2 separate regions of the Homo sapiens genome follow, and region 1 is linked to region 2. The links are chromatin contacts, found by Hi-C or POLR2A ChIA-PET in ENCODE. All regions are on one chromosome and are shown on one strand. Each heading gives the region's core, a stretch centred on a gene start or an enhancer-like site at or near the end of the contact. The rest is flanking DNA. Distances are from core to core; before and after follow the strand shown. Region 1 overlaps PAPSS1 (3'-phosphoadenosine 5'-phosphosulfate synthase 1). Region 2 overlaps PAPSS1 (3'-phosphoadenosine 5'-phosphosulfate synthase 1).

Region 1 (2,700 bases), core at 123-2,622, 59 kb before region 2:
TGTCTCCTAGTGGGGACACAAGGAAACAAAGGTGTGCATTGCCCAAGGTCACACACTATACTTGTAGAAGAGCACAGGTTTGCATCCAGACAGTGCGTCTCCTGGGCTTAGATGCTATGCTGCCTCCAAACCCCACTGGCTCCTTGACAGCTGGGACCGTGTCTTATTTGCCTTTGTAATCTTGATGCCAAGCCCGGCTCTTGGACCATATTATATGATTAGTGTTTGTTGAACAATAGCATACTCCCTTGGGAAGCCCTGATATCAGTGAATAAGCGAGTTAGTATAGAGGTGAGAGGCAGGGTCTTTGGAGTTGGAAACAAAGGGGCTGAAATCTCAGCTCTGCCAGTTATTGCTGCTGTGGCCTTGTCCAGCACACTTAACCTCCTGCAGTTCAAGTAATGCCTACAACATAGGGTTGCTCTGAAGATTACGTAAGTCATGTGTTTAAAGCCTCAGCACAGTGCCTGGCATGTAATAACTATTCAATAAATGGAATAAATTATATTAGCACAATTCTAGTACTGTATCATAAATTTTGATGGTTACTTGGACTTTTTTTTTTTTTAAACAAGATTTGACCTGTAAGAATTATGGATAAGTGTTAGATTGAGTATTATTTACACAGGTTCACTTAATTGAACCATGGCAGGAGTCCTAAAACATTCTGTAAAAACCATTTCTTGAAACCCTTGGGTCATTGCCAATATATCAGTTTAAAGTGTATAAATAATAGGAGCATAATAAGAGTTAGAGTTCCTGAATCCTTGGATATACACAATTTTCATAAAAATATGATATTGGCATTCTTATACCTTCTGGTGGGAATCTTGCAGCTCTCGGAAAAGGGGGAGGTCTATAATACCTGTTATGGAGAGCTATCAGCCGACACCTGGGTATCTAAGAGTGTGTGCTGATCTGCTTTGTGGCCCCCTTGTTTGTATAGTGTGGAGCAAAATCTTTGTTGACCTCATCTATAAAAGCACTGATAATGAGGTTTGGACTATGTTTAGGGCATCTGAAAATCCATGAAAATATTTGGATTGAAACATGCAATACAGGACATGTGTATTTTTCTGTATAGTCATGATTATATTTGTTCATTCAAGAGAAGTTTATTGGGAATTTCCATGTCAACCACTGAACTGAGCATATTGGTTCTGAAAATTAACCTGATACTTCCTATTCTGAAGGAGTTGGTAGTCTGGTGGGAATGCGGAGATGTGAAGAGTTACAATATCTTGAGGCAAGTGATGAAGTACATATATGTGAAAGGTGTTATGAGAGAATCACAGAGGAGCTGCTGCTTGAAATGAGTCATGAAGGATGAATCAGAGTATACTAGTTAGACCAGAGGGAGAAAACTGTTTCAGACAGAGGAGACAGTATAGTATGCTCAATGGAATGTGAGACAGTTTGTTTTTTTGGGGAACTGTAGGTAGGTTGGTGTGACTGATATGAAGGATGATTGTGAGGGGAGATGGAGCTGATCAATTTGCAGAGGCTAGGTGGTGACTTCTGCACTGCTCAGAAAGGATTTTGCCCCAAAAGGAGTTAATAGTTTGAGATTATAACAGAGATTGGTATCATTGGGTTTGCATTTGAGTGAGGTCATCCTTGAAGCCTGGATTGAGACTGGTCTGGAGGTAGGAGACTAGCCAGGAGGCTTGCCGTAGCACCAGCTCCTTCAGGGAAGAGGATGTGAACTCAAGCAGCAGCAATGGGACTAGTAAAGATGGGGGCATATTTAAGGGCTCTTGAGGCTTGAGTAGCATCAGTAAGACCTGGTGCCTGCTTGATTGCTGATTTTATGGGAGAGCAGAATGAAGCATGGTGCTTTCTGAATAAAGGTTGGTATGACTGAGTTATGAAGTACAGGATAGGAGGGGAGGACATGCGTATTTCATTTTTGGTGGGTTATGTTTGAAGTGCTAGTGGAGTTAGTCTAAGTGGAGATTACCACTGGGCCATCTAGGAAATTGGTTTTAGAGTTTAGGAAAGTTGTATGGGATTGAGATCTAGATTTAGGAATCATTAACTTTATTAGTTGAAACCTAGATGAGGACGATTAGATACAGAAGAGTAATAAGATGAGAGACAGGGATAGAAACTCATTGACACTTTCCTTTAAAAGGATAGTTAGAATAGTAAGATCATAGCTTAATTGCTATTCCAGACACTAAACTTGTAAAGCTGATGAGATGATTTTAATATACTGGAAAAAGATCTATGATCATATGTAGTGAGTATTCTGAGAACCCTGAGAAAGCAAGGGGCCTCATCAGCCTGAGCATGCAGGGAAGGCTTCCTGGAGGAGGTCACCATGGAGATGTGCTGTGAGGAAGCACATTGGTTTGTCCAGAAGAGAGGGGTTGAGTGTTGCTGGTAGGGGTTGGGTTGTGGCGTGGGGAGGCCTAAGGTAGAAACAGCCTGACCAGGCAGGTATTATCAATAGAGCATCAAGTGCAAGACTGAGAATGGTGGGGCCAGGTATAGGGCTGATGCCTCACATTAAGAAACTCGGATTTTACCCCAGTAGTGGCAGAGAGTCTCTGAAGAGTTCAGTAGGATGGTCAGATTTGCATCCTTTGCCACAGTGTAGATTATGGCTTTGAGCAGATCCGAGTTAGAAGCCAGAAGACCTGTAATATGTTGAGGCCGTTCAGACAAGAGAAGTGAGGTTGAACTAGGGAATAGGGA
Region 2 (2,731 bases), core at 22-2,521:
GGGTGAACAATTCAAGTGTGAGGTATGGAATTGCACTCTTACTATTGCACTTTCTAAACTATGTTGGTAAATAGATAAGTACCTGGTATGCAGGAGATTACCAGGAGAGAGAAAATGAAAACAAAACAATAAAAGATGATTTGGTTATTTATGTGTAGTGGTTATCATTTATACCTTATTTTAATATGGAACAGTGATGGTTTTATAAATTATTAAATAATGGAGACTTACACTGAAAGGAAGCTAAAACCAAATTTCTAGGCCTGAGTTTATCCTAAACTTTATTGGCCAGTCATTTAACCTTTCGGGGGCTTCACTTTCTTCAAATTTTATGGAGAATGTTGAACTAGAGATGATCTTTTACTGTCACTTTAAATTCTAAAGTTTCATTATTCTAGGTATTAGACTAATTTTTGTTTTTTAATAATAGGTCTTACTAGGCCTGAAACTAGAGGCTTCAAGGCTAGTTTTGGATGCAGCATGGCCGTTTACTCACAACCAATCTTTTTTTTTTTAACTAGTATTAGGCATATGTTATAAGATTAGTTATATATTAGTTATACGATTTTCTCAGTACTAGTTTATGTAAGTACCTACATGTCATTTTTATCCAACAGGGTTTTTTTTTTAACCTGTTAAAGTATAATATACAGAAAAGTTCATAAATTATAAGTGTGTATATATCTCAATGAACTTTTACAGTGAGCACACCCTAATTACCAGCACCCAGATACTGGATCAAGAAACAGAGCATTACCATGATTCCAGAAGCTCCTTGCAGTTGCCTCCCTCCAGGGATCAGCCATTATCCTGACTTCTAACCTCATATATTAGATTTTGAGCTGTGTAAATGGCATCTGGTAGTTGTGTAAAATCAAACATCTAGACACATGTATGTTTACATATATCTTATAAGTAATACATAAATATATATACATATATATCCATAAATATTTGTGGATATATGCTTTTAATCTTTTGGTTTGGGGGAGGTTTTTGTTTTTTGTTAGTTTTGTTTCTGGCTTCCCAGGATGATACATCTAAATTTGTTGAGATTTCCTACCGATAATGATTTTATAAAAAGCATATGCATTTATTATCCACTTACTATTTCTAAGTACATAGTCATAAAAGCAAAGTTACCTAAAATGAAACTTTTATTCTAGGTCCAGTGGCATTGCAGAGCACGGATGGTTGCAGGAGCCAACTTTTACATTGTTGGACGAGACCCTGCTGGCATGCCTCATCCAGAAACAGGGAAGGATCTTTATGAGCCAAGTCATGGTGCCAAAGTGCTGACGATGGCCCCTGGTTTAATCACTTTGGAAATAGTTCCCTTTCGAGTTGCAGCTTACAACAAGAAAAAGAAGCGTATGGACTACTATGACTCTGAACAGTAAGTCTTACATTCTCTGTACAAATCTTTGAAGTACTTCGTGGTCTAGCTGCTCCCAGGGATTTAGCTTATTGTCTAATCTTTACTGATGACAGGTTTTGTGGTACTCATGTCAGAGAAAGGTAAACCCAGAAAAGTAATTTCCCAACATTCTGGAAATTAGAAGTAGAAATAAAACTTGAATCTAGTTTCATGGTTTCAGGAATTTTGTTTTGAAGTCTGTAAGGACAATATTGTTATTTCTCTGCCTACTGTGTCTGCTATAGCTTACTGAGCATAACTAGTTTGAGGACTTAGTGATGTTTACTCTGGTAAGCCCAGGGAGTCTATGTATGGAGAGAGAATTTAGCTAATATTTGTGCAATCACTATGTGACAGGCAATGTCCTAATTATTTACAAGTATTAAATTATTTATAGGTTGTGTATCCCTTGTATGAAATGCTTGGGGCCAGAAGTGTTTTTGATTTTGGATTCCTTCAGATTTTGGAATATTTGAATATTTGAATGAGGTACCTTGGGGATGGGACTCAATTCTAAACATGAAATTCATTTATGTTTCAAATATACCTTATATGTATAGCCTGGAGGTAACTGTATACAATATTTTACATAATTTTGTGCATGAAACAATTTGTGTACATTGAGCCATCAGAAAGCAAAGGTGTCAGAGATGGAATTTTCCACTTTTGTCATGTTGGTGCTCAAAAATTTTCAGATTTTGGAGTATTTTGGATTGTGGATTGGGGTGCTCAACTTGTATTTTCCACAACAATCTCTAAAGTAGGTGCTGTTACCTCCATTTTGTAGGTGAGTATCTAGAGGCATACAAAGGCTAAGTAGCTTGTATAAGGTCACAGGACTAGTAAATGGCAGCTCAGCAGATGAACCCAGGCAGTCTGGTTTTAGAGTCTGTGGTCTTAATCATTAACAGCACAACTTCTGTCTTCAAAGATCTTAGGAAGAGCAAAAAAACCCAAGCTTTTAGTACAAATTATTGGTAGTATTGAACATTGTATTTATCCGTTTTCACAGTGCTATAAAAAACGACATGAGACTGGATAATTTGTAAACAAAAGAGGTTTAATTGACTCACGGTTCTGCATGGCTGGGGAGTGAAGGAGAAGCAAAGCACGATTTACATGGCCACAGGAAAGAGAACAAAGTGGGGAAGTGCCACACTTTTAAACCGTCAGATCTATGAGAACTCACTATCTTGTAAACAGCATGGGGGAAACTGCACCCATGATCTAATCACCTTCCACCAGGTTCCTCCCCTGACATGTGGGGATTATAATTCAAGATGGAATTTGTGTGGGAACACAGAGCCAAACTAT

Evidence for each region. A loop is a pair of places that touch in the nucleus more often than their neighbours do. ChIA-PET counts read pairs that join two places held with the same protein, here RNA polymerase II (POLR2A).
Region 1: a loop to region 2 is called in a map of PC-3, with 12 times the contacts of the local background. The contact joins two enhancer-like sites. A Hi-C loop is called at or near these places in 3 of 168 maps with a recorded cell type or tissue (CD4-positive, alpha-beta memory T cell, PC-3 and body of pancreas). POLR2A ChIA-PET finds 5 or more read pairs at or near these places in 1 of 52 experiments (activated CD4-positive, alpha-beta T cell).

What each region holds. Positions count from the first base shown.
Region 1 is chr4:107,689,048-107,691,747 of GRCh38, reverse strand. All of the region lies in intron 3 of PAPSS1 (3'-phosphoadenosine 5'-phosphosulfate synthase 1), which reads left to right. Among named protein-coding and RNA genes, the nearest start is that of PAPSS1, 30 kb to the left of the region's middle. Within about 2 kb of position 1,372, at least 4 of the 41 ENCODE cell types and tissues checked have a DNase peak (open chromatin) inside an H3K27ac peak, as active enhancers do.
Region 2 is chr4:107,630,296-107,633,026 of GRCh38, reverse strand. It overlaps PAPSS1 (3'-phosphoadenosine 5'-phosphosulfate synthase 1), which reads left to right. Exons shown (of 12, transcript NM_005443.5): 11 at 1,167-1,396. Among named protein-coding and RNA genes, the nearest start is that of PAPSS1, 89 kb to the left of the region's middle. Within about 2 kb of position 1,271, at least 2 of the 41 ENCODE cell types and tissues checked have a DNase peak (open chromatin) inside an H3K27ac peak, as active enhancers do.